Regions from separate parts of the Homo sapiens genome. Here region 1 is linked to region 2. The links are chromatin loops, found by intact Hi-C in ENCODE. Cell type or tissue: B cell. All regions are shown on one strand. Each heading gives the region's core, and the rest is flanking DNA. Links, peaks and the distances in the headings are about the cores only. Region 1 overlaps SFMBT1 (Scm like with four mbt domains 1). Region 2 overlaps SFMBT1 (Scm like with four mbt domains 1).

Region 1 (16,479 bases), core at 5,036-13,035, 53 kb after region 2:
GGAAGGACAACGTTTAATTTAGATAGACAAATAAAACATGTAGTTACAGTTGACTATAGTAAGAGTGAAAGGCTGACAGAAAACTACACCTGTTGGGGAATGGGAACAGGAAATATAAGGTGACTCTACCACTGACTGCACTGTCAGGGTCAGAGTTAACTTTGCACATCTGCTGAAAATGGAGCATCTGATTTGCTGAATTGTTGCAATTAGTATATTTAACAACATACTCGAAATTATTGTTGGACTTGTTTCTGTTGAGGGATAAGTGTACAAATTCAAACATTTCAATAGGAATTTTCTTGCTAACTGCCTGGTATTTATTGAATTAAAGTGTTTTGTTTTGTTTTGTTTTTCCAGCCACCGAACATATCAGTGATCTTTAGAACCACCCTGAGGTCCTGTCCTTTCTAAGCCCTTTAAAAGTTACTTATGTCAGACATGTTAAATCATTTGGCTGAGGATACTTCCCACAGAAATTTTTCTTGCATTATTGCAACTTCCCCATGTAATCACTCATCTTAATCAATGTTTATCTTAGCCTTGAAAAGAAAGGGCATTAACATGAAGCCAGGTTACTACTACTAGGCTTAGAGTGTGGACTTGTATGTGTAATATAAAACAAGATGGGAGGGCTGAGGCAGGCGGATCACTTGAGGTCAGGGGTTCGAGACCAGCCTGGCCAACGTGGTCTCTACCACAATACAAAATTAGCCAGGCATGGTAGCTCATGCCTGTAATCCCAGCTACTTGGGAGGCTAAGGCAGGAGAATCACTTCAACCTGGGAGGCAGAGGTTGCAGTGAGCCGAGATTGTGCCACTGCACTCCAGCCTGGGCAACACAGTGATACTGTGTGTAAAAAAACCCCACCAAGATGGGAGGGGAAAATTTTGTCTAACATATTTGTTGTTCAGATGACTTTTAGGTCTTTCAAAAAAACCTGTTAAAATTCCATGGTAGTTTTATTTTATATTGATGTACCACTTAAAAATGAAATAGCTATTCAGTTTGATTTTTCTGCCTGGGTTTAGTTGTTGTTCTTTTTTAGTATTTGTCTTGAAAGCTTATTTTATCCAATTAGCTTTGCCTTTTCAATTTTTATTTATATTTCTTAGAAGTATTTAAAATTTCTCCAAGCTTCAGTATATTTTCTTAGAACCCCCTCCAAATATCTAGGCACCTATTTAGTTCACTAAAGTATTAAATAAGATGAGTAAGATCCAGATCAGTTAATTCATGAGAATTTATTTATTTTTACTTTTATTTATTTATTTTTACTTATTAATTTTTGAGACAGGGTCTGTCTCTGTTGCCCAGGCTAGAATGCAGTGGTGTGATCATTGCTCATGGTAACCTCAGACTCCTGGGCTCAAGAGATCCTTCCGCCTCAGGCTTCCAAAGCACTGGGACTACAGGGGTGAGCCATTGGGCCCAGCCTTATAAGTACTTATTTAAATGAATAACTCTTTCTTTTTTTCCTTTTTTGAGGCAGAGTCTCGCTCTGTCACCCATGCTGGAGTGCAGTGGTACGATCTTGGCTCTCTGCAGCCTCAGCCTCCCAGGCTCAAGCGATTCTCTTCTGAGCCTCCCAAATAGCTGGGATTACAGGTGCCCGCGACCACACTCAGCTAGTGTGTGTGTGTGTGTGTGTGTGTGTGTGTGTGTTTAGTAGAGATGGGGTTTTACCACATTGGCCCGCCACCACACTCAGCTAGTGTGTGTGTGTGTGTGTGTGTGTGTGTGTGTGTGTGTGTGTGTGTGTTTAGTAGAGATGGGGTTTTACCACGTTGGCCAGGCTGTCAAACTCCTGATCTCAAGCAATCCACCTGCCTCGGCCTCTCAAAGTGCTGGGATTACAGGCGTGAGCCACCTCACCAGGCCTTAAATGAGTAACTCTTAGTGTGTTCTGTTCACTACAAGAGGGTGATAATACCAAAATAAATGATAAAATAAATGATGACAGTAAGACAATTTAATATGAACAGGAAATAAAGGAAAAGTGAATTAAATTTTCATATACTAAGCGCCTGGATAGTTTACCGTTTTTTCTTTACTGCATGAAAAGACAGCAGGCTAACAATAAAGAGAGAGCGTGAACAGATGTTCCACAGCAGAAGACTTCATCAGTCTATTTCTTGTGATCCTATTAAGATGATGAACTGATTGCTCATTGGCTAAAATCTAAATGATTGATGTAAGGTTGAAAAAATGTCACAGCCTTAGCTTTCTGCTACGTAAGACTTGCATCTCTCCACTTAATGCCTTTTGGCTTTGAAGCTTCATTATTATTTTTGTACTTTGTGGCTCTCTGCACAAAATACTCTAGCATGTTCCAAGAGCTCATGAACATAAACAGTAGATGACATCTTCAAAGCCTAGTGACCCAACAGATATTTATTTAGCACTGACTTCGTTCTATCAAAACCATGCTGAAGTGTCAAGACTTTATATGTGGAGATTATCCACTAAATTAGAGCCATAGAAATTTGAACCTGTCAACAACCTGCTTAAAACAGTGCCCCAGCACGTAGGCAGTCCTCAGTAAATATTAATTGCTGTTATCCCTTCTCTTCCTGTTCAGTCTTTTATTTGCCACTTATTCTGTTGGTTTGCATGCTCTAGCCACAGCAGCCTTCAGGTCCTTCCCACTGTAGAGCCTTGGTTTATGCTGTTCTTGGTGCCTGGAATAGTCCTCCTTTTCTCCCCCTTTTGCCTAGCTGCTGTATCATTTTCTCAGGGACACTGTCAGTGACCTTAGGTTAGACCTGCCTTTATATTCTTTCTTATCATCTAGTACTTCTACTTGCTAGCAATTTAAATAATTTTTTTATTGTTGGCTTAATTTGTCTCCCTGCAGTTGAAAATAAGCTCCATGAAAGCAGGAACCATATCTCTCTTGATTACTTTACCCCACCCCTACAGTAGTGGTTGGTAAGGAGCTGGTGTTTGATAAGTATATGGGGATGAATAAATTGGTAGGTGGAGTGATACAGTTTGGATGTTTTGGGCTTGGGGTAGAAAAGTAAACTGAGGGAAGAGAGCACATTTAGAAGCCTTAAACATCACTCTCAAGTTTCTTTTCAATTGTTCCCATCTTTGAAAGTGTGGGTTTCGGTGCTTATATTCTGTGATACGATTTGGGATAATTGGCATTTATCTCAAGTGGGATGTCCACAATTTTAATAGTTATCAAAACGTTTTCTACGCTCATTATGAAATGAAAATTTAAAATCTGAAAAAGATCTTTATTTGTTTTATAGATAAAAAATGGACATAATACGGTAGCGTATCAGATTGCATAGCTAGTTATCAGTAGAGCTGGCACTAGAACCTAGGTTTCCTTACCTCCCCACTTTTTTTTTTTTGAGACAGGATTTCACTCTCATTGCCCAGGCTGGAGTGCAGTGGCATGATCTTGGCTCATTGCAGCCTTACCCTCAGCCTCCTGGGCTCAAGCGATTCTCCTGCCTCAGCCACCCAAGTAGCTGGGACTGCAGGCATGCACTACCACACCCAGCTAATTTTCATATATATTTTTTGAGACAGGGTTTTGCTGTGTTGCCCAGGCTGGTCTTTCACTCCTAGGCTCAAGTGATCTGCCCGCCTTGGCCTCCCAAAGTGCTAGGATTACAGGCATGAGCCACGCACCTGGCCATCCCTACCCATTTTAAGCTATTGTCCTTTAGGTAGCTGGTACCTTTTCAGGCAAAAGTGGTATAAGGATGTATTAAAAGCTAAGCTTTTTCTTCATGATTAAAGTTGCTTATGAGAATCATTTACTGGGGGCTCTAATACACACTCAAAACTTTTGAGAAGTATAGAATTGCTTGATCCTGCAGAATATCACTCCCAAAGCTGTGCTGTTAAGTACCCATCCCAATGCTATAGTTTTCTGTATTGTCGCTCTTGCAGTTAGTTCATGCCATGCCTTCCTGTAGCAGCTCTCTTCTCCCTTTCATTTACTCTTTCTAATCTGTTAGGCACATATTAAGATAATATCTTAGATTAATATCTTAGATTATTTTACATGTATATATAAAGCAAGAATAAATAGATTCATCCATACTGCAACGTGGATGAACCTCAAAAACATGATAAGTGAAAGAAAACCAAGGTTATATGAAAGACCACATTTCATATGGTTCCATTTATGTGAAATGTTTGGGAAAGGCAAAATCTGTAGAGACAAAGGAGATGAGTGGTTGCTTGAGCTTAGGGATGGAATAGGAAGGAACTGCAAGTGAGCATTTGGCTTCTTTTCAGGATAATAGAAATATTCTCAAATTCAATTATGATGGTTACACTTTGTACATTTACTAAAAATTATTAATTTGTACCTCAAAATGGGAAATTTTGGTATGTGGCTTATATCCCAATAAAGCTTTTCTTCTTCTTTTTTTTTTTTTGAGACAGTGTCTGGCTGTGTCACCCAGGCTGGAGTGCAGTGGTGCGATCTTGGCTCTGCAACCTCCGTCCCCCAGACTCAAGCCATCCTCCCACCTCAGCCTCCCAAGTAGCTGAAACTACAGGCGTGCGCCACCATACCCAGCTAGTTTTTGTATTTTTAGTACAGGTGAGGTTTTGCCATGTTGCCCAGGCTGGTCCCAAACTCCTGGGCTCAAAGGAATCCTCTCACTTCAGCCTCCCAGAGTGTTGGGATTACAGTCATGAGCCACCGCTTCCAGCCCTAAAGCTGTTTTTTAAAAAAAGAATAAGCAGGTTCAAAGCTTATTTTGGAGGAATTCTCTTTATAATTGTAGGCTAATACAGTTGATATTTATGGATCTGCATAATATTCTAGATAGATGAGATGGAAAATTAGATAAAGTAATACTCTATCCTGAATCATATTCGTTGTGTAAGACAGCATTGAAAGCTAACTCCCCTGTCTCCCTAGGAGACCATTAGGAACTGGAGTTTTGTGTATAGGAATCATGGTGCTAAGTATGGTAATGTAAATTTAAAGGGTAATGATTCATATGCATCTTACTTTGTTGTGAGTTTTAGATTTATTATCAAGATCTCGATAGTGTGCGTTCTCTACACATACAGACGCACATGAGCGCACACATACACATACAGACTCTTCAAAATTAGAAAAGGTATCAATTTTTTCCTCCAGTCCTATCTATTCTGCCAGTATGTTTTTGTCTTATGTCATCTCTCAACCAGTCGAGTGCCCTGTTTGATGAGTGAGTGAGCACACTTGGGCTTCAGGCTGTTTAATGTGTTCTTTTTCATTTTTCAGCACTTTCATTTGGACCCGTGGATACCCATTGAACAGATGCTTGAAACCTGCAAGTAATCTTCAGATCCTAGCAGAACCATAGGCCTTTCCTTTGTTTTGGGAGGATATAGCCTGCCTATATGCTGTGGAAATGAACGGGGAGCAGCAGCTTGATGCAGGTATTGGTTTTATTCTCAGAATTTATTCTCTAGGATGCACAATTATATTACTTGCCTGTGTTATATTGTCTGTTTCTCTACCACTGAACTGGAAGCTCTTTGAAGTCTTAAGTTGTTTTTCATTGCCATCTTCTGTACCTCTCAGAGAACCTGGCACTAGGGGCTACTAATAATGTTTGCTGAAAAAATAAGAAACTGTTATGAACAAGGCCGGGCGCGGTGGCTCATACCTGTAATCATAACACTTTGGGAGGCCGAGGTGGGCAGATCACGAGGTCAGGAGATCGAGACCATCCTGGCTAACACGGTGAAACCCCGTCTCTACTAAACAAAATACAAACAATTAGCTGGGTGTGGTGACGGGTGCCTGTAGTCCCAGCTACTCGGGCAGGAGAATGGTGTGAACCCAGGAGGCAGAGCTTGCAGTGAGCCAGGATCGCGCCACTGCACTCCAGCCTGTGCAACAGAGCGAGACTCCTTCTCAAAAAAAAAAAAAAAAAGAAACTGTTTTGAACAGACTTCTTTTTTAAAATAGCATTAAAATTTTGATGATTACTTTCTAGTTATTTTGAAGTAATTATGCATTCACAGGAGTTTGCAAAGATAGTACTTACTGACATATTTCATGTTCCTTTCACCCAGTTTCTCTCATTAGTTACTATAATATGATATAAAACTGAGGAAATTGATGTTAGTATAAAGAATGTGCAATTCTATGTCATTTTGTCACATGTGTAGATTCCTGGAACCATCCCCTCAGTCAAAATACAGAACTATTCCATCACCACAAAGAGCTCCCACACCTATCCTCCTTCCCCTGACTTTCCCTAATCCCAGGCAACTGTTAATTTGTTCTCCATCTCTGTAATTTTGTCATTTAAAGAATGTTACATAAATAGAATAACACAGTACATGGCTTTTTGAGATGGGCTTTAATAATGCCCTTGACATCCATCCAAGCTCTCGCGTATATTGACAGTTTGTTCCTTTTTATTGTGGAGGAGCAGTCATGAATGTACTGCAGTTTGGTTAACCATTCATCTATTGTAGTACATTTTGGTTGTTTCCAGTTTTTGGCTCTTACCAACACATAAGTTGCTATTAACAATTGTGTATATAATACTTTATTTTTCTGGGGTACATACCCAGCAGCACAATCACTAGATCATATTTAGTAAAGAAAACTGCAAAATTATGCTCCAGAGTGGCTGTGCCATTTTACATTCTCACCAGCAGTATATGAGAGTTCTAGTTTCTCTACATCCTCACTGCTATCTGGTGTTGTCATTACTTTTGTTTAAGCCATTCTGATAGGTGGGTAGTGACAGCTCATCCTGGTGTTAATTTGTACCTCCCTCATGGCCGCCAGTGATATTGAACATCTTTACATGTTCCTACTTGGCATCTGCATATCCTCGTCAGTGAAATGTCTCTTCATGTCTTTGGCTCATTATCAATTGGTTTATTTTTAATTAATAAAGATTGGTTTTTTTGTTGAGGTTTTTCAAAAAACTTTATTGAAATATGTTTTTTGAGATGCAATACACATACCATAAAATCAACCCTTTTAGAGTACATAATTCAGAGGTTTTTAGTCTATTCACAAAGTTTTCCAACCATCACTGCTATCTAATTCCAGAACATTCCATCACAACAAACCATTAGCCATCATTTCCTTTTCCACCCAGACTCTGACATCCATAATCTACTTTCTGTCTCTAGGATTTACCTATTCCAGCTTTCTTTTATTAACATTTGCATGGTATATCTTTTTCATCCTTTTCTTTTCAACATGCCTGTATAATTATATTTGAAATAAGGTTCTTGACACAGCATACACTAATTTTTAAAAATTTTGGCCTTATAGGATGTATGTATACCATTTATACTTAATGTAATTATTGATATGTTTGGATTCAAGTCTGCCTTTTTTGCTTATTTATTTTTTCTGCTTTTGTTTGTTTGTTTCTCTAGAGCAGTGAGATTTCTTTCAGACTGGCTCCTGTGTTCTTTTTTTCCCTCTGCTTTCCTGTGGGTTACTTGAACTTTTTTTTAGAATTCCATTTTGATTTGTAGTGTTTTTGAGTATATCCTCTTGTAGCACTTATTGGTGGTTACTTTAGGTATTATAGTATATATATATATATATAACTTATCACAATCTTCATTTTATTAAAGTGAAGTATAGAAATCTTACCTACTTTTACTTCTCTTTACCCTCTTTTATTTATAATTGCCTTAAATATTTTCTCTACATATTTTGAGAACCACATCAGACATGCTTAACATTTTTGTTTAAACTGTCAAACATATAATTTAGAACACTTGAGAGAAGGAAAATTTATTATATTTTTCAGTATTTTTACTCTTTATGTTGTCATTTATTCTTTTCCTGATTTTCCAAGATTCTCTCTTTTGTCACTTCATTTCTATTTAGAGAATTTTCTTTAGTCTTTTTTTTTTTTTTTTTTTTTTTGAGACTGAGTCTCGCTCTGTCACCCAGGCTGGAGTGCAGTGGCGTGATCTCGGCTCACTGCAAGCTCCGCCTCCTGGGTTCACACCATTCTCCTGCCTCAGCCTCCCAAGTATCTGGGACTACAGGCGCCCACCACCACGCTTGGCTAACTTTTTGTATTTTTAGTAGAGACGGGGTTTCACTGTGTTAGCCAGGATGGTCTCGATCTCCTGACCCTGTGATCCACCTGTCTCGGCCTCCCAAAGTTCTGGGATTACAGGCGTGAGCCACCGCGCCGGCTTTAGTCCTTTTTTTTTTCTTTTGAGACGGGAGTCTTGCTCTGTCGCCCAGGCTGCAGTGCAGTGGCGCCATCTCGGCTCGGCTCACTGCAAGCTTTGCCTCCCGGGTTCACGCCATTCTCCTGCCTCAGCCTCCCGAGTAGCTGGGACTACAGGCGCCCGCCACCACGCCCGGCAAATTTTTTGTATTTTTAGTAGAGACGGGGTTTCACCCTGTTAGCCAGGATGGTCTCGATTTCCTGACCTCGTGATCCGCCCGCCTCGGCCTCCCAAAGTGCTGGAATTACAGGCGTGAGCCACCGCGCCGGCTTTAGTCCTATTTTTTTTTTTTTTTTTTTTTTGAAACGGAGTCTTGCTCTGTCGCTCAGGCTGGAGTGCAGTGGCGGGATCTCGGCTCACTGCAAGCTCCGCCTCCCGGGTTCACGCCATTCTCCTGCCTCAGCCTCCCGAGTAGCTGGGACTACAGGTGCCTGCTACCACGCCCGGCTAATTTTTTGTATTTTTGGTAGAGACGGGGTTTCACCGTGTTAGCCAGGATGGTCGCGATCTCCTGACCTTGTGATCTGCCCGCCTCGGCCTCCCAAAGTGCTAGGATTACAGGCCTGAGCCACCGCACCCGGCCGTTAGTCTTTTTTTTAAAGGAGGTCTAGTAGTGACAGATTGTCTTCATTTCATTTCATTTGAGAATATGTTGATTTCCCCATTCATTGTTGAGGGATATTTTTGCTGGATATGGAATCCTGGGTTGAAAGCTCATTTCTTTCAGCTCTCAGAAAATAATTGTGCTACTTCTTTCTGGCCTCCATGGTTTCTGATGAGAAATCTGCTGTCATTGGACACTCTCCCACCTCCCACCCGCAACGCTTTGCTTTAAAAGAGAGGTTTCTCTGTTGTTAATTTTAAGATTTTTTTTTTTTTTGCCTTTAGTTTTTGGAAGTTTGAGTCTGGTGTATATATTTTTTGGGTTTAAGCTTATCTTATTGTCCCACAGGTCCCTCAGACTCTCTTCATTTTTTTTTTTAATGTTTTCTCTCTGTTGTTTAGATTGGGTTTTTTCTGTTGTTTTGTCTTCAATTTTACTCATTCTTTCTTGTCTGCTTCATTCTGCTGTTGAACTTATCCATAGAGGGTTTTTTTTTAATTAATTGGGTTATTTTCAGCTCTAAAATTTTATTTTTGAGCTGGAGAAGGAAGAGGGAAGGGAATAGTCTCAACCTAAAATGTCGCATTTTGCTCTTCTAACTGAGGTTTAGTGGCTTATCTTGAATTGATGCTTTTTAGCTTGTTCTCTGCCTTTGGTTAATTTTAGGACTTTGAAATGATGATTTTCATTGGTTAGCCAGTCCTTTGGTTCTTTTATGGGAGAGTGGGTTCACTGCAATAATCATTCTGCCATTTCAGAAGTTGATTTTTCCTTTGTGTTAAATATTATTAACTCATGTATTTAAGTACGTATATGTATATGTATACATTTGATGAGTTTGAATGTATTGCTGTCATCATTCATTTGATGATCAAATTCTAGAGCAGCAAGAGTTGTTTCAGACTGGTTCCTGTGTTCTTCTGATGTGACGTCATGTACCTTTGATACAGTTAGTCCTTGCTTTCTGGACCAGTAAGATTCCCAAGTACCTCCTGAACATATCCTGCCCCCCAAACTTGCAATCCGCTGTTTCTCTGAGGAGCTTTTTTTTTCTTTAAAGTAGGTATGATATTTAGAGACCACAATCTGGGTGCTGGAGTGCTAATTTGATACTAGGTTGTCATTTATTCTAGGCCTTACTTACAGACATAGCTAGAAAATACACATTTAAAATTATTTTCTATTTTTTAGAGACAAAATCTTGCTTTGTCACCCAGGGTGGAGTACAGTGGCATGATCATGGCTCACTGCAGCCTCAAACTCCTAAGTTCAGGTGATCTTCCCACCTCAGCCTCCCAAGTAGCTGGGAACACAGGCACATGCCATCATCCCCAGCAATTTTTTAATTTTTGTAGAGATGGGGTCTTGCTATGTTATGTTGCCCAGGCTGGTTTCAAACTCCTGGCTTCAAGTGATCTTCCTGCCTCAGCCTCCCAAATTGCTGGGATTTACAGGTGTGAGCCACCATGCCCAGCCATGAAAATACACATCTTTTGAAAAGTAAAGAAAATAATGGTTTTACATTGATACTTACAATGTAAATTTAAAAGTACAGGGTTTTAGCTGGGCACAGTGGCATGCACTTGTAGTCCTGCTACTTGGGAGGCTGAGGTGGCTTGAGCCTGGGAATTCAAGGCCAGCTGGGGCAATATAGGGAAACTCTATCTCAAAAAAACAAAACAAACAAACAAAAATAAAACAGGGTTACAAAGTTTTTTCTTCTTTGATTTTATGCTTGTATCTCTTCCCTTTTAGAAATGTCTTGTTTGCTAATGATGGTAATATTATTCTTTGTTTTTATCCTATAGAAGTCCTCTAATTATTTTAAAATAATAATACCAACATTTTAGATATCAACCACAGTGTGCAGTTTAAGATTTCTTTATAGTTTTTGCTTTTAAATATATTCCACTGGTGTTTATAGTCAGAGTATTGTATTTTAATATGGCATAGGCCAGACCCGGTGGCTCACGCCTGTAATCCAGCACTTTGGGAGGCAAAGGCAGGAGGATTGCTTGAGCCCAGGGGTTCAAGACCAGTCTGGGCAACATAGGGAGACCCTGTCTCTACCAAAAAGAAAAAAAAAAATTAGCCAGGTGCAGTGGCATGTACCTGTAGTCCCAGCTACTTGGGAGTCTGAGGTGGGAAGATTGCTTGAGCCAGGGTGGTTGAGGCTTCAGAGAGCTTTTATTGCACCACAGCACTCCAGCCTGGGTGACAGAGCAAGACCCTGTCTCAAAAACAAATAAAAATAAATAACATTACTTAAAGGAATCCTGTTTTCTTGTGGTTTTCCCACCAACAGTTAGCTCATGTGTTTCAGTTTATTTGAAATTTATAGAATTTTTTTAATTTCAATTTAATTGTTTCTAAATTGTATAATGAGCCTGCATATTTCTAAAGTCAAAATTGGCCGGGCGGTGGGTCATGCCTGTAATCCCAGCACTTTGGAAGGGCGAGGCGGGCGGACCACCTGAGGTCAGGGATTTGAGACCAGCCTGGCCAACATGGTAAAACCCCATCTCTACTAAAAATACAAAAAATCAGCTGGGCATGGTGGTATGCGCCTGTAATCCCAGCTGCTAGGAAGGCTGAGGCAAGAGAACCTCTTGTACCCAGGAGGTGGAGGTTGCAGTGAGCCGAGATCGCACCACCACATTCCAGCCTGGGTGACAGAGTGAAACTCCATCTCAAAAATAAAATAAAATAAAATAAAATAAAATAACTTCAACCTGATATTACTAATTCTTTCTCTTTTTCCATATATATAGCCAGTTTTATTACTTTTTAATTTATTCTCCTGTTGTTCATTTTTAAAAATATAAACTAATATATGTGAGTGTATATACATATATCCTCATACTCACATCTCCCTCTCCTTTTTTTTTTTTTTTTGAGACAGGGAGCCTTGCTCTGTCACCCAGGCTGTAGTGCAGTGGCACAACCTCGGCTCACTGCAACCCCTGCCTCTGGGTTCAAACGATTCTCATGCCTTAGCCTCCTGAGTAGCTGGGATTACAGGCACGTGCCACCATGCACCTGGCTAATTTTTGTATTTTTAGTAGAGATGGGGTTTCATCATGTTGGCCAGGCTCCTCTCAAACTCCTGGCCTCATGTGATCCACCCACCTCGGCCTCCCAAAGTGCTAGTATTATAGGCATGAGCCACTGCGCCTGGCCTCTCTCCCATCTTATACAAAAAATAGGGATACAAAAAAAAATACTGTTTGGTAGTGTGGTTACTCTTAACAGTATATTTTGGAGATTATTCCACATCAGTATATAGAGATTGTTCTCATTGCTTTACAGCAACCTGTACTGAATACATATACCATATTTATTCAACCATTTCCTTATTGATGGACGTCAGGGTTATTTCCAGTCTTGGTATTACAAATAGTGCTACAATGAATGGCTTTGTACAAATGTCTTTTTGTATTTTTGCCAGCATATCTTTGGGATAGATTCCTAGAAGTGGGATTGCTGGATCAAAAGGTAAATACATATGTAATTTTGTTGGATATTGCCAAGTTTTCTTCCACAGAGGTTGTGTCATTATGCTTTACCTGTTTACAGCCTCACCATTGAGGCTTGTCACACTTTGGAATTCTTTTCAATCTGATATCTCTGTCGTTTTAATTTGCATTTCTCTTAAAACAAAATTTGCACATTTTCATATATTTAAGGATTATGCATTTATTTCTTTAATAAACTCTCATATATCTTGCTCATCATCTCATCACATCATTAGTCTTGTTTCTTCTCAGCATTGTGTGAGAGATTTTAGTTGAGTGATTCATCATTTTAATTGTTACTTATTTTTTATTTTTAAATTAACATGCTATTTAAGGACCTAGAGTCCTTGCTAAGGGCCACGAATGCCCAGCCTTGTTAAGTTTTAGTAATGTAAATTGACTTTCTGCTGGCCTGTACTTTCAAGTTGCCCTCAAAGCTGTCTTTATTATTGGCTTGTATTTCTAATGAAAACATTTCAAATACATTAAAACTATGGAAAAGACTACAACAAACAATCATGTGCCTAGCATAAATATTTAATAAATGTTAATGTTCAATATGTTTTTAATTTTTTATTGTGGTAAAATGTCCATAATGTAAAATTTACCACTTTCACCTTTTTTAAAGCGGTGGGGTCTTGCAGCATTGCCCAGGCTGGAGTGCAGTGGCTATTCACAGGCACAATCATGTACACTACAGTCTTGAACTCCTGGGATCAAGCGGTTCTCTTGCTTCAGCCCCCTGAGTAGCTGGGATTACAGGCCGTTTTAACAATTTTTAAGTGTATAGTTTATTGGCATTAAGTACATTCACATTGTTGGGCAGTAATCACTGCCATCCATCTCCTTATCTTTCCAAATGGAAAGGTATACCTGTTCAACAGTAACTCCCCATTCCCCAGTTTCCCTAGCCCCTAGCACCCACCATTTAATTTTCTGTTTCTATGAATTTGACTACTGTAGGTATCCATTTGTCTTTTGTGACGGGCTTATTTCTCTTAGCATAATGTCTTCATTGTTTATCAATGTTGTAGTATGTGTCAGAACTTTATTTTTGGGAGGATGGGGTCTCTAACAGCCCAGGCTGGAGTGCAGTGATGTGATCACTGCTCACTGTAGCCCCAACCTTGCAAGTGATCCTCCCACCTCAGCCTCTCAAGTAGCTGGGACTACAGCCACTCACCACCATGCTCAGCTTACTTTTAAAAATATTTTTGTAGACACGAGATTTCCCTCTGTTGCTCAGGCTGGTCTCAAACTCCTGGGCTTAAGCTGTCCTCTGCCTTGGCTTCCCAAAGTGTTGGGATTACAGGCATGAGCCACCGCACCCGGCCAGAATTTCCTTTTTTTAAAAGGCTAAATAATATTCCATTGTATGTATATACCACATTCATTTTGTTATCCATTCGTCTGTTGATGGACACTTGGGTTGCCTCTGCCTTTTGGTTATTGTGAATATTGCTGCTATGAACATTTGTGTACAAATACATGTTTGAGTCCCTCTTTTTAATTCTTTTTGGGTATATACACAGACATGCATAGATAGATAGAGAGATAGATAGATAGATAGATCATATGATAATTAAAAATATTTTGAGGAAGTACTGTACAGTTTTCTATAGTGGCTGTACCATTTTACATTCCCACCAGAAATATACAACCATTCTTAATTCTCCATATCCTCACCAACACTTATTATTTTTTGTCTTTTTGTTTATAGTTATTCTAATATGTGTGAAATGGCATTTCATTGTAGTTTTGATTTGCATTTCCCTAATGATTAGTAATGTTGAACATCTTTTCATGCATTTTCATTTTTTAAAAGAAGTGAAACATAATACAGTTTAAGCCTCTTTTGTACTTCCCTTCTAATCTGTTTCCTTCTCTTTATCCCCAAAGGTAACTTTGTTGAAGTTGATACGTATTCTTTTCATCCTTTTCTTTACACTCTTATATTAATATGCATGTATTCATAAACATTACACTGCAAAGTTTTGTTTTGAAACCTAGCTGTGCTTTTCATTCTGCACTTGCCTTTTCTGCTTGATGTGTGTTTTTGAGACTTATCTGTGTCAACGCTAGCATTCATTTCAACTGCTGTGTAGTAGTATTCCATTGAAGGGTTGCCATAACTTATCTATTCTACTTACTGCTTCCAGTTTGTTGATATTACAAATGCTGCTGTGATGAACATCCTTATATTTACCTCCTTGTGGTCATGTGGAGTATGGTTTCCCCTAGGGTGTACTCATTCAGCAGTTTATTGAGAGTCTTCTATATAACAAGCATTGTTCTGAAGGAATACGTCAATGAACAACAACAACAACAACAACAACAAAACAACCATCCCTGCTCTTAGGGAGTTTATGTGAAGTGAGATTATTGGATTATAGAGTATTTGAGTCTTGGCTCACTTAACAAGAGTATTGTAAGAATCTAGGTGGCAAATTCCTGACTTTATGGAGTTTATGATCTAACAGGTATATTGTCAATAGGAATGAATGCCATAAAGAAAAGGGAAGCAGAGCCTAAAGATGGATACTGTTGCCTTTCTGAAGACGAACATTTGAGTAGAGACTTGAATGAAATGGAGCATGAAGGACACTGGGAGATGATTCTTTGAGTTGAGGGATAGCAAATGTAGAGGGTTTGTAGAAAGAGTATGATTAAAGAATGGCAGGAACCTCATTGTCACCCGAGTGTGGTGAGCCTGGAGAGTCTGGCTGGGGATAAAGTGGTAGGGTAGGCAGCCAGGGATCAGGTCATGTACGGCCTTTGTAGTGTCCCACAGATTTTAGATTTTAAGTGTAATTGAAAGGTGGAAGATATTGTGGTTAGACCTTGGACTAGAGATAGCCAGTAGATATGGTGGGAAGTGATTCGATTTGAAATATGTTTTTTGTTTGTTTTTAATTTCCGGGATACATGTGCAGGATGTGCAGGTTTGTTACATGGGTAAACATGTGCCATGGTGATTTGCTGCACCTATCAACTCATCACCTAGGTATTAAGCCCAGTATACATTAACTGTTTTTCCTGATGCTCTCCCTCCCCCGTCCCCCTTGACAGGCCCCAATGTATGCTTTTCCCCCCGATGTGTCCATGTTTTCACATTGTTCAGCTCCCACTTATAAGTGAGAACATGTAGGGTTTGCTTTTCTGTTGCTGTGTTAGTTTGCTGAAGATAATGGGTTCCAGCTCCATCCATGTCCCTGCAAAGGACATTATCTCGTTCCTTTTTATGGCTGCATAGTATTCCATGGTGTATATGTACCAGGTTTTCTTTATCCAGTCTATTGTTGATGGGCATTTGGGTTGATTCCATGTCTTTGCTATTGAGAATAGTACTGCCGTGAACATACATGTGCATGTATCTTCATAATAGAATGATTTATATTCCTTTGGGTAGATACCCAGTAATGGGATTGCTGGGTCAAATGGTATTTCTGGTTCCAGGTCTTTGAGGAATTGGCACACTGTCTTCCACAATGGCTGAACTAATTTACATTCCCACCAACAGTGTAAAAGTGTTCCTATTTCTCTGCAGCCTCAACAGCATCTGTTGTTTCTTGACTTTTTAATTTAATTTATTTTTTTTGAGACAGAGTCTCACTCTGTCACCCAGGCTGGAGTGCAGTGGTGTGATCTCTGCTCACTGCCACCTCCGCCTCCCAGGTTCAAGAGATTCTCCTGCCTCAGCCTCCTGAGTAGATGGGATTACAGGCACACGCCACCACGCCTGGCTAATTTTTGTATTTTTAGTAGAGATGGGGTTTCACCATGTTAGCCAGGCTGGTCTTGAATTCCTGACCTCAAGTGGTCCGCCTGCCGCGGCCTCCCAAAGTGCTGGGATTACAGGCATGAGCCACCCTGCCCAGCCTGTTTCTTGGCTTTTTAATAATCATCATTCTGACTGGCGTGAGATGGTATCTCATTGTGGTTTTGATTTGCATTTCTCTAATCATCAGTGATGTTGAGCTTTTTTTTATGTTTGTTGCCCACATAAATGTCTTCTTTTGTAAGGTGTCTGTTCATGTCCTTTGTCCGCTTTTTAATGGGGTTGTTGGGTTTTTTCTTGTAAATTTGTTTAAGTTCCTTGTAGATTCTGGGTATTATACCTTTGTCAGATGGAGAGATTACAGAAATGTTCTCCCATTCTT
Region 2 (16,479 bases), core at 3,426-11,425:
AAGTATGTTTAGGAGTCTCTGTTTTAAGAAGATAGGGAAGTAAAAATATATTCTAGAAATATTTCCATCACAGTGTTGAATTTCTTTTTTTTTCTTTTTTTAAGACGGGGTTCACTCTGTCACCCAGGCTGGAGTGCAGTGGCACAATCATGGCTCACTGAATCATCTACCTCCTGGGCGCAAGTGACCTCTCACCTCAGCTTCCCAAGTAGCTGGGACCATAAGCGTGTGCCACCATGCCTGGCTAATTTTTAAATTTTTAAAATTTTTTGTAGAGACAAAGTCTCCCAACATTGCCCAGGCTGGTCTCAAATTCCTGAATTAAAGTGATCCCTCCACCTCAGCCTCCCAAAGTGTTAGGATACAGGCGTGAGCCACTGCACCCAGCCTGAAATATGTTTTGATGCTTGAAGAATGACCAGGCTTCATTTATATATCTGGGCTTTGTTACCTTAGTCCAAAAATGAAGGGAATGGGACTCCCAGATTTTTTCTAGTTCTAAATTTCTTTCTTCATTGGCTGTCTAGAAAATTTACATTTTGATAATTATCCTCTTGAAAATACAGTTAAGAAGGTCATGTTTTTTCTGTAACTTGACCAGTTTAATAAAAACTGGATTAATAGGTACTTACATATTTCTGTACTGTTTCTATAATACTTATATAAAAATATTAAAAGTTTTATAACCTGGCATGTTATAAATTAGTTTTCCCCTATAATAACTATTGGAGAATGTTAATTTGCAATTATTTATTTTTGGCTAAAGTCATTGTATACTTTATATTCTTATATATAATGGCCAAAGCCTTTATATTCTTATATTTGGTTAAATATCAAAACATAAACAATATAATGGCTTTAGACAAAGATAATTAAATAATTCTATAATATTCGTTATATTCTTACACCTGGTAGGAGTCCCTTCGAAGTTTCTGTTGTATGATTTCCAGCGAGATTGTTGGACCGGCCCCTGACTTTTTAAGGCCCAGATGGGAGTTCAAAATATATTCAGAATTTGCTTAGCACCCTCTAAGTAGTGCTAGCACATTGGTCCCAGCGATCATTCAGTTTGACTTGGATTATTTCGGGAGCCTCTTAGCTGTCTTCCCTGTTACTTCTCCCTTTGCCCCTTGCAGTCTGTTGTTGACACACAACGACCCTGTTAGCAAGTGAGTCAGATGATGTTACTCTGCTCAGAATTTACTGCAGTGGCTAAAGCCTTTATCATAGCCAACAAGGCTCTCATGGCCGGCCCTCCCCATCTCTCAGATATCCTCGCCATTGCCTGTTCTGTTCCACATAGGAACATGCCAAGGAGACTTCCTCCTTAGGACTCTTGGACATATCTTCCCTCGCCTGGAATGCTCTTCCTACAGTTATGTGAGTAACTAGCTCCCTTACCTCTTTGGGGTTTTTTCCCCCAAAATCATCTCAGTGACCTGCGTATCTAAAATTTCATAGAACAGGCTCTAACCACCCACCTCCAGACTTGGAAGCAAGCACACCACCCGACTGTGACACGCAGACAGTTGACGTATCTAAAATTTCAACCCTTCTCCAACATTTCATATCCCTGCCCCTGATTAATTTTTTTTCTCCTTAGCACTTGTGTTACACACTATGTGTTTTATTTATTTATCCTGAGTATTGCCTCTCCTTCACTAGAATGTAAGCTCCTTGAGGACAAGGATTTTTGTCTGTGTTGTTTCCTACTATATCTGCAGTACCTAGAACAGCATCTGGTCCATAGTAGTTGCTCACTAAGAATTTGTTGAATGAATGGATGAATGAGTATTTCATAGCATAGCTCCCTACCCTGGCCCATGAGTTATATAAATTTTGAATTTGGAGGGCTATTAGCGAGTGTCTAGTCAGGAAACCACTCCAGGTGTTTCATTCAAGAGGGATGTAATTCTAGGAATTGTTTACAAAAAGAAAGGGCTGTAGGAACAAAAGGGAGAAGGTGCCTACAAACCAGAGCCCACAAACCCGCATTTCTCACTGATGCTACTGGAGTTCGCTGCAACCAAGCAGGAACCTGTACTCCTGCCAGTGCTGCTGCCAGAGCCTAATGGGAGCACAGCTGACGGGGGGTTTGGAAATGTAGATTTCAGGCCTGATGATGCAGGGAGAGTCTGGAAGGGTAGATGTGGGACTAAGTACCAGCATACACTATCCAGCACAGATGGTATTTATTTAATTCATGTATGGAGATAAATTTAGATGTAGAACAAATTAAACTGAGTAGTTTGGGTTGTGCCACCAAATAATAACACAGAGTGAGATCTTAGACCATGACTGAAATATAAGAAAGCTAAGAATTAAATCCCAGTTTAGCCTAGTCATATCCATGTGTTGAACCACAAAACTGAACTCAGCCTCTAGAAATGGAACAAGACAGGAAACATATCTTCACTGTGGCCCTGATCTCTTAGTGTGATTAAGTGTTCATTTCCTTGAGTTCAGTAAATCTGTGTTTAGGCCCAACCATGTCCCAGATTAGATCTCTGTCACATAAAGGATCACATTGACCTCTCCTGATCTGATTAGAGTCATCTGTTACTCAGGACCCTGCTGTCATTTAAAGGTCGGGTTGCTCCTCTTTTTTTCCTCTTCTCACTTTATGAACAAGGACACCAAAATCTAAACATACTTGGTAACTACATGATTTATGATATGAAGTTATTAATAAGCTATTTATTAGGGATGACTTTTTTAAATTTTTTATTGTGGCAAAATAAAATTTAGCATCTTAACCATTTTTAAGTGTATAGTTTAGTGGTATTAAATGCATTCATAAAGCTTACCATCTTAACTGCTTTTAAGTATACAGTTCAGTGGTATGACTATGTTCATAGTGTTGTGCAACCATTACCACAGTCCGTCTCCATCACTCTTTTCATCTTGTAAAACTTAAACTCCATACACATTAAATAATAACTTCCCATTTCCCGCTCCACCCCGCTCCAGGTAACCAGCATTCTGTTTTTCAGTTCTATGAAATTTACTACTTTAGGTACCTCATAGAAGTGGAGTCATGTATTTGTCTTTTTGTGACTGACTGGCTTATTTCACTTAGCATAGTATCATCCAGGTTCATCCACATTGTAACACGTGTCAGAATCGCCTTCATTTTAAAGACTGAATAATATTCCACTGTATGTCTATAGTGTATTTTGCTTCTTCATTCTGGTTTATTTATTTGTTTGTTTGTTTTTTATAGAAACAGGGTCTTATGTTTGCTTTTTTTTTTTTTTTTTTTTTTTGAGACAGCACCTCACCCTGTCGCCCAGGCTGGAGTGCAGTGGTGTGATCATGGCTGACTGCAGCGTCTACCTCCTGGGCCCAAGCAGTTCTCCTGTCTCAGCCTCCCGAGTAGCTGGGACTGCAGGCGCATGCCACCATGTTCAGCTAATTTTTGTGTTTTTACTAGAGATGGGGTTTCACCATGTTGCCCAGTTTGGTCTCCAACTCCTGGGCTCAAGTGATCTGCCCACCTTGGCCTCCCAAATCACTGGGATTACAGGTGTGAACCACCGCACCCAGTCCAGCTAGGCTGTTTCTACAGTAGAAAACAAACACCTGCTAGAGTAGCTTAGATTCTTCTGTTCTTTGTTTCACCTAGTAAGTGAGGCCTTAATTTTCACCTCTTAACCACTTTTTATTTAATGCCATAGACGAATTCTAGAGAGCGGTGAGGAATCTTTGAGAGAAGAAACTTTATTGGGTGGGGTTGCTGGCCTCTGCTCTTTTTGCATTTAGTCTTCTATGAATCCCTTCCTGAATTTGAAGTGCTGCTTTAGAAGAAATATTACCTCATCAGAATTCTAGGGGAAAATGGTTGGTTTGAATTTAAGCAAAAATAATGTATTAATATTTTCCCCTTCTGCGTGCTTTTTCTCTTTTCCCCTTGTAAATGATTTTATTTCTCCCTGCGGTTGCTGTTTTTGAGCTGTGGTTATTGGAAACTCCCATAGAAAGGGGCTGGGTTGGTGGTGCTGGGGCTGGAAGGCTGTGACACAGAGCAGGTGAAAGGGGACTCCTGCTTCCTTGTGTCTTCCGATTCTCCCAAAAAGGCCCTGATGAAGGCCTTAGGTCATAAGACTTATGGAGACACTGTTAGCAACCATCAACTGATTTAAATTAAATCTCCAAATGGCAACAGAGTGCACTTGAGCCAGGAGTATGTCTGTGACCCATGGATACTTGTTGTCTTTTGACTTCATAGAGGCATTTACTTTTATTTATTTAACTCTTTATTATGGAAAAATTTAAACATAACACAGAAGTAGAGATAATATAATACATCCCCAGTTTACACATCACCCAGCTTTAACATTTTGCTTTCCTAGAGACATTTTCTAATGAGGGTAGGCATAAAGCATTTGAGTTTCATATTACCTTTTCCACTCCTTGACATCAGGTTTTAAGCAAAATTGTCTCCAGATTTACTTCAGCAAATTTAGGTACATACTAGTTACTCCCAAGACTAGTTGTAGAGAAGTGATAATTGAATTTGGTCTTTCGTTAGAAATGTACTGAGTGTAAAAAAGATTGTTGTTAGAGATGTCCTTTACGAATAGATTAAGTTTATTATATATCACTGTTAGGCTCAACGTAGCCAATAGGGGACCTCTACTTTCTTTTTTCTTTTTTTGAGACGGAGTCTCACTCTTGTTGCCCAGGCTGGAGTGCAGTGGCGCGATCTCAGCTCACTGCAACCTCTGCTTCCTGGGTTCAAGCAATTCTCCTGCCTCGGCCTCTCATGTAGCTAGGATTACAGGGACGCACCACCATGCCTGGCTAATTTTTTGTATTTTTAGTAGAGACAAGGTTTCTCCATGTTGGCCAGGCTGGTCTCAACCTCCTGACCTCAGGTGATCCGCCCGCCTAAGCCTCCCAAAGTGCTGGGATGACAGGCGTGAACCACCGTACCCGGCCTCTACTTTTACTTAGTATGGAAAAACCTGTATTACAAAACTCTGGGTGGAAGCCTGGGTATAGATTGGAAATGTGTTCTCTGTTCTTGGTTTCCCCTTCTCCCTCCTTCTTCCATCCTCGACTTGTTTTTCTGCCATTCATTCTACAAACATGTATCGGCTTTAATATACTACCCAAAAAAGACAACAGCTTGTATTGCAGGAAGGTAGGGAGATAATAAACCAGTAAGGAAATAAGTAAAATCTAGTAATTGTGATAAATGCTAGCAGGAAATCTGACTGATGTATTAGAAAATAAGATGGGGATGTGTTCAATAGAGTGAAAAGTCTCTTTTTTCCTTTTTTTCTTTTTCTTTATTTTTGTTTTTTCTTTGTTTGTTTGTTTTGAGATGGAGTCTCATTCTGTCACCCAGGCGGGAGTGCAGTGGTGTGATCTTGGCTCGCTGCAACCTCCGCCTCCCAGGTTCAAGCGATTTCCCCTGTCTCAGCCTCCTGAGTAGCTGGGATTACAGGCATGCACCACCATGCCTGGCCAATTTTTGTGTTTTTAGTAGAGACGGGGTTTCACCATGTTGGCCAGACTGGTCTTGAACTCCTGACCTTAGGTGATCCGCCTGCCTCGGCCTCCCAAAGTGCTGGGATTACATCACGCCCGGCCTACTTTTTTTTTTCTTGGTACTCACTGGCCACGGCAAGAAAAAAAAAAATCTTTATGTACTGGTTTTAGACTAAGCTGTGGAAGGCAAGAAGCAGTCACGTGTAGAGAAGGCTGGGTGAGGGGTAGAGCACCTGCAGAGGCCCTGAGATTGGAGTCTGTGGTGAACTAGGAACCAACAGTGGGAGTGTGAATGGAAAGAAGCCGAAGTGGTAAGTGGGGACACCAGATCTTGCAGGGCCTCGTATATCCCAGTAAGGAGTTTTGATTTTACTATTTAGTCAGTTACTGAAAGGTTTTAAGTAGGTTTGTGTCATGATTTGCTTTGTGTTTTAAAAAATGCCTGTATGCTCTATGGAGAATGGACTTCCAAATGCGGAAAGGGAGACAGTTTGGAGGTCGCTGCAATAGTCTAGGTGGCATGGACTAGGATGATGACAGTGAAAAATGGAGAGAAGTGTTTGATTTCAAAATTCATGGTGGCTAGACTCAATAGGACTTGCTCATGGACAGGGTGAGGATGAGGAAGCCATCAACAGTGGTTTCTAAGTTTTTGACTAGGTTGGTCCTGTAATATTGAGATGGGGAAACCTGGGGAGAGTTGGGTTGAGAAGGAAAAAGTTTTGGTTGCCCATGTAACATTAAAATGGAAATTCCAAATGAGTAGTTGGATATGTGAGTCTGGAGCTCAGTGAGTGAGTCCTAATCATTGATTTCACACATATACCCCCCCCACACACACACACACCAGTGACTGAGTCCTCTTAATCATTGATTTCACACACACACATGCACATGCGTGTGCTTTTTTTTGTTTGTTTTTTGAGACAAGGTCTTTCTCTGTTGCCCAGGCTGGAGTGCAGTGATACAATCATAGCTCACTGCAGCCCTCTGGACCTTCTGGACTCACGTGATCCTCCCACCTCAGCCTCCCCAGTAGCTGGGGCTACAGATACAGGCCACCACATCCAGTTAATTAAAAAAATTTTTTTCTGTAGAAACGAAGTCTCACTGTGTTGTCCAGGCTGGTCTCAAGCTCCTGGGCTCAAGCAATACTTCCACCTCAGCCTCCCAAAATGCTGGGATTACAGGTATGAGTATCGATAATATTTATAGCCATGAGTTTGCATGACATCACCTAGGAAGAGAATTCCAGTGTGGATGGGAAAAAAAGAAGAGAACACAGCACCAAACCCCAAGGAATTCCAAGCTTTAGAGCTTGTGATTCTGGAGGAGGCAGCAAAGGAGACAGGATTGGCTAAAGAGGAAGAAGGAAAACCAGGAGAGTAGTGTCACAGTACCTGAGAGAAGAAAATCCTCTGAGAAGTGGCAGTTTACTGTGTAGAATGGAGGGGATCTGGTAAGATAAGAGAGCAAACCATTGGATTTAGCAATTGGAAGGTCATTGGTGACCTGGACAAGAGCAGTACCAGTGAGTTAGGTGAGGCTGTAGCCAGACTGGGGAGGAAATGAGGAAATGCCATATGAAGGCAAGCCTCTGAGATGAGACGGCTTGCTGTGAGGAGGAAGCAGAGAAATGGAGAAGTGCTTGGAGGGCACAAAGGGGTTTTCTTTTACTATTGAGATAGCAACATGAGAGCCTGTTTGTGTGCTGATCTTATGGGACTGTTATGGTAGATAGGGGTGTAGAACATGGGGTCTAACTGAAGGTTCTAGGTTACAGAGTAAATATGGGAACAGGGTGGTGTCTAGAGCTTCAGGGAAGGGATTTTCCTTTCTCTGAAGGATGAAAACAGATCCAGGCAGGTGGTGGGAAAATAAAGGAAGTTCTTGGCCTTCATATTGTACTGCAGAACTAACTTTTTTTCTTGCCTGCTTCTTGCATTCTTCAATTTTCTTTTTCTTTTTTTTCTTTTTGTTTTGTTTTCGAGATGGAGTCTTGCTCTGTCGCCCAGGCTGGAGTGCAGTGATGCGATCTCGGCTCACTGCAACCTCCACCTCCCCTGGTTCAAGTGATTCTCCTGCCTCAGCCTCCCAAGTAGCTGGGACTACAAGCCCGTGCCACCATGCCCAGGTAATTTTTGTATTTTTAGTAGAGTCAGGGGTTCACCGTGTTAGCCAGGATAGTCTCGATCTCCTGACCTCATGATCCACCCGCCTCGGCTTCTCAAAGTGCTGGGATTACAGGCGTGAGCCACCGTGCCCAGCCTATTCTTCAATTTTCTAAGTATGCAATTTTCTAAGTATGCATAGACTTCCAGTTCGTATTAAAGAAATGAAAAAGCAGTTTATTGTTACTTGCCACACACTGAAAAGCATCTTTTTTAAATAGAGAAGGAAAAGAGTTTAGAAACAGCACAAGGTGTATATAGATGTTTACAAGAAGTCATGCTCATTTTGTTAAGGTAATTATATTGCTTTTTTTGAAGAGTGAAGGTATAAGCTGCAGGAGAAGGGAAGAGGCATGGGATGCTTTATTTCGTGGGGTTGTTTCATATGAGTACTGGTATTTCTCCAAGTTGCTCTTTAAGTTCCTTCTTGTTCCATGAGAGTGCTTCATGTTGCAGTCCTGTCACTCTTCTGTTGGAGGAAGGTTTCCTTTACTAACTGTGTAAGACTTAATGTAGAATAGACATGGGAGACTACACTTCTGATCTGATTAGCCTATAAACCCCCAAGAGGGTAGGGATTTTGTTTTGCTCACTATTTCATCCCTGGATCCTGGAACAGTACCTAGCAGGTAGTAGGAATTCAAGAAATACCTGTTGAGTGAATTAATAAAAGAACTGCCAAATAAAAAATAAGTGTCACTATACTAGTGGACCTGGAGAGTAAAGTGACTGCAACATCCTCAAAATGAAAATATTTCCTGTTTTATCCAGAGATCACATTCTTACCTAAAGTAGTATGGTGTGCAGAAATATTATGGGCACTAGATTAGACAGGCATGGATCCCATCTTTATCTTCTAACAGCTTGGGTGTGTTTCTTAGCCTTAGTTTCATTTTCTTTAAGATGGGACTAGTAATAATGTACTTTGCAGAATTACTGTATATTTGTATACTGTATATAAAGTACTCAGCATAGTAGCATAGTAGATCCTCAACAAAAGGAGGATCTCATTCGTTCCTATTTTTCTTAGTGGTTATATAAGTCTAGACACTGGAGACGAATCTAGTTAACAATAATCAGTTTTACAGATGGGAAAAATAAAAAGGAAATTGGATCTTTCCAATGTGAATCAAAATAGAAATTTCCAATGTGAAAGGCAAAACAATAAGCGAAGATCTTTGTGGTTTCAGAATGGGGAAGAATTTCTTAAAATAAGAGGCAAAAAGCACTAACTGTAAAGGAAAGGGTTGATAAATATGACTACATTAAAATTAAAACCATTATCAACAGACGACATAAAGAGAGTGAAAAAATGAGCCACAGAATGGGAGAATAAATAATCACATAGAACTGTCAGAATATGTGAGGAATTCCTTCAAATCAATAAATAAGGAAGACAGCCCAGTAGGAAAATGACTTGAGAAGGCACTTCTCAAAAGAGGGAATCCAGTGGTCAGTAAACATAAGAAAAGGCATTGTCTCACTTTAATTGGGGGATGCAAATTAAAACACGGGGATATGTCATTACACACTCACTAGATTTGCAGGAATTTTAAAACCCACTGTCACTGAGTACGTAGAGCCACTGGAGCTGTTATTCACGCTTGTGGTATGTGTGTTGATACAACCACATTGGGAAGGTTGGACATTGATTGTATGCTTTGAAAGTTGGATATATGTTCACCCTGACCTCAGCTAGATTGACATGTCTTTGGCTTGAGGCAATCTCTGGAGGTTCGCACCGCAATCCATGATCAAGACTATGATGGTAAGTGTTATTAGAGCTCAGAGAGTGTAGTAGTGTCTGGTGTGCTGAGCTGGACCAAGCAAATTCCTCCTGCTTTGGAGTTAGAGGTGTAAGCTTAAAGTTCTGGGTTTTGTTTTTTTTTTTCACTTTGTCCTTTAATTTATTAATGATTATTTTCTAAATGTTAGAAATTCCTAACTTTATTTTCTTTTACTGCTAAAAGTAGGGTGCTAGAAAGACAGTATTCTAAATCAAAGAAAAACCATAGTATACTGTTCTTGATGAAATAAGTCTTCCCTACTGCAGGCCTTGCTGTGTGAAGAAGAAAAATGAGAAGCAAACAATTGTAAGCTTTTTCTTATTTAAAAAATAAGAGGAAAATCACCTACTTAAAGTATACAATTCATTGGTTTTCAGTATATTTACAGGGTAGTGTAACCATCATGATAATCTAATTTTAGAACATTTTCATTATTCCAGAAAAAAAACCTTGTACCCATTAGCAGTTATGCCCTTTCCCTGCTTTTTCAGCCTAAGGCAACCACTAATTTACTTTCTGTCTCTCTAGATTTGCCTATGGTGGACATTTTGTGTAAATGATATCATATAATATGTGGTCTTTTGGACCTGGTGTTAATTTAGCATAAAGTTTTTGAAGTTCATCCATATTGTGTGTGTATCAGTATTTCATTTGTTTTTATTACCAGATAATAGTCTACTATATGGCTATGTCACATCTTATTTATCTACTCATCAGTTGATGAACATTTGGGTTGTTTGTACATTTTGGCTGTTGTCAGTAATGCTGCTGTGAACATTGCTATACAAGTTTTTGTGTGAACATTTGTTTTCATTTCTCTTGGGTATATACCTAGGAGTGGAATTGCTGGGTCTATGGTAACTCTTATGTTTAACTTTTTGAAGAACTGCCAAACTGTTTTTTCAAATTGCCTATACCATTTTACCTTCTGGTTTCTCCACATCCTTGACAGCACTTGTTATTCTCTATTTTTTTTTTATGATAACCATTCTTGTAGCTTTAATTGGGGTATTGCCAATTAAAATACAATGATTTTTTTTTTTTTTCCTTGGGACAGGGTCTCTCTCACCTGTCACCCAGGCTGGAGTGCAGTGGCATGATCTTGGCTCACTGCAACCTCTGCCTCCTGAGTTCAAATGATCCTTCCACTCAGCCTCCTCAGTAGCTGTGACTACAGGCGTACACCACCATGCCCAGCTAAGTTTTGTAGAGACGAGGTTTCACCATGTTACCCAGGCTGGCCTCCCACTCCTGGGCTCAAGCGATCTGCTGTGCCAGCCTCCCAAAGTGCTGGGATTACAGGCATGAGCCACTGCTCCCGGTCCTATTACTTTTTATATAACTCAAACATGATTCTGGCTTTTTAAATGACATTTGTTGAGGGAGGTTGCTTTATGCTTTCATTTTGGGGGTCCTCCAGATTCATAGTTTCTCTCTGCTGTATTAACATTTATGCTGGCTGTGTCTTTATTCATTCACTCACTCCATCACACACTGAGGGCCTGTCCTTTAGAGTCTAGTCCCAAGAGAGCCTAGGACTCACCCCTGTCAGAGACTGTGACACCTGATTTTGTGTTGCGAAAATAAAGAATATTGTAAAAATAGTTGTACAGTTTATAAGGTAGACTAGATGTACTACTGTTGGTCTCCAGAGCTTTTTATGAAGATCTGTTATCAGTAAAAGCTCTCAGATAGGTTTCTTCTTGTTAGTTGATTCATTGGGTGGTGGTTCTAGAAACTGTTTTGTTTTGTTTTGTTTTGTTTTGTTTTGTTTTGTTTTGTTTTTTTTAAATACAGGGTCTCTCACTCTGTCACCCAGGCGGGAGTGCAGTGGTGTGATCACGGCTCACTGTAAACTTGACCTCCTGGGCTCAAGCGATTCTCCTGCCTCAGCCTCCCAAAGTGCTGGCATTACAGGCATGAGCCGCTGCGCCTCACCTAAAAACTTTCTAAGAAGTGATCTCAATTCTTTCCTGAATTGAGGCTTTAGGACATTCAGTGAAATGCCTAAGAAGAAATGATAGAAGATGAGGAAATCCATTTTGGAAAAAGCCTTACATGTAAATATTTTATTTTTGAATGGCAGGCAGCTCGGTGTGTTGGCAGAATAACTTAGGTTATGGATTTGGCTGTCATTTACTAGTTGTGTGATATTTGATAAGTTAAATAACTTCTTTGAGTCTCTTATTTCCTGACCTTTAAAATGGGAATATTTCAAATGGTGGTGGGATGGAAGAGGTATCATATCACATGGTGCCTAGTGCGGTAAGCACTAAGTGTCAGCTCTCTTCCTCCCTGACTGCAAGGCAGTTTATTTAAATAAAATGATTCTTGGCCGGGAGCAGTGGCTCACACCTGTAATCCCAGCACTTTGGGAGGCTGAGATGGGCGGATTACCTGGGATCAGGAGATCGAGACCAGCCTGACCAACATGGTGAAACCCCATCTCTACTAAAAATACAAAAATTAGCTGGGTGTGGTGGTGGGCGCCTGTAATCCTAGCTACTTGGGAGGCTGAGACAGGAGAATCGCTTGAACCCAGGAGGCGGAGGTTGCAGTGAGCTGAGATTGCGCCATTGCACTCCGGCCTGGGTGACAGAGCAAGACTCCATCTCAAAAAAAAAAAAAAAAAAAAAAAAAAAAAAAGATTCTTTATAAATAAACTGTGTTCCTTCTTGAAGTAATTAAATTTACTATTAATGGATTATTATCTAATAGTAACAAAATGGTGAGAGCATTTTGGCAAGAGCAAATATAGTAATCATTTCCTAGAATGTGAAAAAAGTTGATTCCAGCTAGCAGTGGATAGAAAAGTGAATTTAGCAGAAACTCACCTCTGGTCTGTTTTGAACAACTTAGCCATACAATACCACTAAGAGTTATACTCAAGACGTAATATTCTTTGGCAATTCTAAGTTTACCTGTTCCCTGTTGTCCACCTAGAAGAGTTTTACTCTTTAGGTGAAAGATTGAAGAATGATTACCCTTACCATTTTGAGTAGAAACTAGTGCATAAATTGTAACTTAGCAAGTTTCATGAATGAATTGTACTATCTCAACTTAGAGCCCATCACTGGAAATATTGATGAAAATATTTTCCATTGAAGCAGCAAGTGTTTTTGCCAACATTATAATCAAATCCAGTAGCTCCACAATTCCTAAAGCAGATTTTCAGATGATTGTGATTGGTCTTTTAGATGCTTTTTCAAAATATGGTTTACGGTTTGGGAAAGGTAGTATAAAATATTTATAATTTTTTATGGGTTTTTTTGTATTTTTGTTATTAGTCTCTTTAGCATTGAGTTTTGAGAGATGTTAGCTTTTCAACTATAAAGCAGGTGAAATATGCTCCAATCAGTGTATGTTAATTTGTTATATTTATAGCTGAACTAGATTTGCTGGTGATGGAAATTTAGCCTGCAAAAACTAAATTGTGTCTTCCATTTTCCCATAATTGCATTACCTTGAATCATATGATATGTAGGCCCTAACCTTTGACTTTTGGGTTTGTTGGCCAGTGTTTTCCTATTACTAAAATAAGCAAAGGATTAAGAGCACTCGGCCGGGCGCGGTGGCTCACGCCTGTAATCCCAGCACTTTGGGAGGCAGAGGCGGGCGGATCATGAGGTCAGGAGATCGAGACCATCCTGGCTAACACAGTGAAACCCCGCCTCTACTAAAAATACAAAAAATTAGCCGGGCGTGGTGGCGGGCGCCTGTAGTCCCAGCTACTCGGGAGGCTGAGGCAGGAGAATGGCGTGAATCCGGGAGGCGGAGCTTGCAGTGAGCTGAGATCGCGCCACTGCACTCCAGCCTGGGCGACAGAGCGAGACTCCGTCTCGGGAAAAAAAAAAAAAAGAGCACTCACTGCAAGGCACTTCTGTCCTTTTTAGCAGCCATTGAATCTTGTCCATTTGCTGCGCAGCGACTTAAATGCCTACTTCTTATTCACGGCCTTCAGTTTGTATCTGTCCTTCTCTTCTCAGCCACCCACATCGTAGCCTCGGCTTCCACCACACAACTGGAAATCTCTCCCAGAGGGTGCCAGTAACCTTTGTAGTGGCAAGGCCAGTGTCCTTTCTTTTCTCAGCCTTTATTCTCTTGAATTTCCTTTCATGTTTGGCTTTGTCATTGGTGCACTCCTCTTTGTGAGAGGAAACTTTCTAGGTTTCCTACCTCTCAATTTTTTCTGTATTTAATTTATACAAAGTGGCTCATGTAGTGGCTGGCACATAGATACTTAAAAAGTGTTAGTTCCTACCTCTCTTTTTTTGTGGTCTCTCCTTCATTCTCTGTTCATTTCTCCGTGAGATTTTCTGATTAGTAGTTACCTTCAGCATGCCAGTTGACTTGCAAACCTACAATCCAACCTTTCTTCTACTTTGTCATCTGACAACAGCCTGGTTTGTAGCTGATTCCAGGACTTCTTCACTTGGGTGGCCACTCTCATTACCACAGAGTTCACTAGTCATGGTGAACACACCAGTCTTTTACACCTCCCTCACTCCCAAACCTCAGTTCTTCTTAACTACTATCCCAGTATTTTCAGTGGCACCAGTATTTATTTTCCTTTTCACATGCTAGAATTTGGAGTCATCTTTGATTTTTCTGTCATTTCCTACTTTGAAATGTCTCTTAGGCTCAATCCTTTGACACCATTCTGATGGCCGCTTCTCTGCTTTAAGCCCACAGCCTTTGATCTCTGGGCTAGTCCAACACCTTCCTGCTGGTCTGCTGCTGGTCCTAACTGCCCTTTAACTGAGTATATGTCACTTGGCAGCTATAAAATGTAGCACTCCTCAAGTCTTTCCTGTTTGGTGCTGTTTGTGTACTATAGAACTTTTATGTATTATATGTACTCTTCTGTGGGGCCTCGTTATCTATGCCAGCAGATTGATCCCTCCTGCCACCTTACACACGAGCATACTTTCCACCCTGCCCCTTGCCGACCTGATGCCAGCCTGATGCCAGCCTTGGTACCCTTTGCATGCTGCTTGGCCTGCTGGGAATGCCTTCCACCCTTTCCTCTACCTTTCCAAGATTCTGTCTGTCCTTGAAGATGAAATTTATGCCTTTCTTTTGGTAAAGCTGTTTGCAGCTATTTTGACCCACAGTTAACTCTCCCTTTTTTGGCAGCTAATTTTGAAAAGCCTTGCATTTCAGAAATTTCTCTAGTGATTCTATCTGTAACTGTAAAATCCTTTAGGGCAAGACTGAGCTTCCTATTGGGCCACCCCATCATCCCCTGGGAAGTACCAAGAACAAAGGAGGTGCTCAGTAGTAGATAGAGACAAGTTGCTAGCAGGCTGGTAAAGAAGCATTGTAAATATGCTGGTTTTTAACTGTGTTGGTAAATACTGAGTGGAAGACAGTTCCGAAGATACAGATACCAAATAGATGTTTCTGAGCTTAGTGGTCTTTTTTATCTGGTGTCATTTTGTTGATATGGTATAACAAATATTGTGGAATTAAAATTCAATGGAGAAGCTTTGGGCAAATTACCTTATTTAAACATGTTTTATAAGTTAAGTTCTATATATACAGAGATGTTTGTCACTTTCTCAGTCAGGTACTGTCAAACAAGTACTAGGCTATAAATAACATCATTACAGAAAAACACACTGTATTCTGGTTGTACAAATTAAGTGAATGTCATCTTACTTTGAAACATGGCTCCACAATTACCCCCTTGTGCATTTTCCCCATGTATATTGTGTAAAGAACATTAAGAAAATTTCTTGTATAATTTTCTTTCTGCCACTCACCTCCTCCTCCCAAAAGCATCTCTGGACTAGAAAGGGCTTACCAGCCCCACAGAGGGTTCAGTCAGGACCCATGTGCTACTTTCCCCTGGCCTGGCAGCCATGTTCGGTCACTGCCCAGCTGCTCTCTCTTGATGCCTTTGTCTCCCTTTGTCCTCCCCTGGGATAGGTAGCTCAGGCTTCCTGCACCACACCCCCTTGCACTCCTTGCAGTAGGAGCACTGAAGAGCCAGAATAGCTTTCTGGTTGTTCTCTCTTTACCCAAAGAAGTTTCACTTGCTTGTTTGTTGAGAATGAGAGAATCCATTTGAGTTTCTTTTTTCTTTCTCCTTTACTACTTAAAACATCCTTCCTTTTCATTATGATTGCTTGCTTTTAGCTTGTTTCCTATTGGCTTGAGGCAAAGGGATCATGTTTTAAATCTCTGTAGCTGCTACATAGTAGAGCATAGTATAGAAACCAAATATAGTTGACCTTGAACAGCACAGGGCAAATCACATGGGTCCACTTTATGTGGATTTTCTTCTGCCTCTGCAACCCCTGAGACAGCAAGACCAACCCATCCTCTTCCTTTTCAGCCTACTCAGTGTGAAGACCGTGAGGATGAAAACCTTTATGATAATCCATTCCACTTAGTGAATAGTAAATATATTTTCTCTTCCTTATAATTTTTCTAATATTTTGTTTTCTCTAGTTTATTTTATTGTAAGAATACAGTGTATAATACATATACAAAACATGTTAATCCACGGTTTATGTTATCAGTAAGGCTTCTGGTCAGCTGTAGGCTATTAGTAAAGTTTTGGGGAGTCAGAAGTTACATGCAGATTTTTTCCTGTGAGGGCAGTTGGTAATCCTGACGCCTGTGTTGTTCAAGGGTCAACTGTAAATATTTGTTGAATGAATAAGTGATTCATGTGTTTAAAAACCAAACTTACTGAAAGAGTGAAGGATTGTATTATCTAGCACCAGATTTCCTCCCACCCTTGTATTCTCCTGTATTCTCAGCAGATTAACAACTTTTGTTGTTCAAAGTGAGGGATTCTTTTATTTATTTATTTATTTTTTGAGATGGAGTCTCTGGAGTGCAGTGGCGTGATCTCGGCTCACTGCAATCTCTGCCTCCCGGGTTCAAGCAATTCTCCTGCCTCAGCCTCCCGAGTAGCTGAGATTACAGGCATATGTCACCATGCACTGGGCTAATTTTTTATTTTTAGTACAGACGGGGTTTTACCATGTTGGCCTGGCTGGTCTTGAACTCCC

Evidence for each region. A loop is a pair of places that touch in the nucleus more often than their neighbours do. Peaks named below come from ENCODE experiments on the same cell type or tissue, not always from the same donor. Only the 100,000 strongest peaks of a DNase experiment are listed, where the experiment ranks them.
Region 1: it touches region 2 in a loop (1.8-fold over the local background); 3 of 110 quality-filtered maps call a loop at or near these places.

The regions. Positions count from the first base shown.
Region 1 is chr3:52,958,029-52,974,507 of GRCh38, reverse strand. SFMBT1 (Scm like with four mbt domains 1) reads left to right here. Exons shown (of 21, transcript NM_016329.4): 2 at 5,250-5,407. The coding sequence starts at 5,380. Among named protein-coding and RNA genes, the nearest start is that of STIMATE-MUSTN1, 69 kb to the right of the region's middle. In B cell, for the core only: no CTCF peak of the experiment used is centred there; no DNase peak of the experiment used is centred there; H3K27ac peaks cover 274 bases.
Region 2 is chr3:53,009,237-53,025,715 of GRCh38, reverse strand. All of the region lies in intron 1 of SFMBT1 (Scm like with four mbt domains 1), which reads left to right. Among named protein-coding and RNA genes, the nearest start is that of SFMBT1, 29 kb to the left of the region's middle. RefSeq lists an enhancer at 7,126-7,175. In B cell, for the core only: no CTCF peak of the experiment used is centred there; a DNase peak (open chromatin) is centred at 7,205; H3K27ac peaks cover 2,267 bases.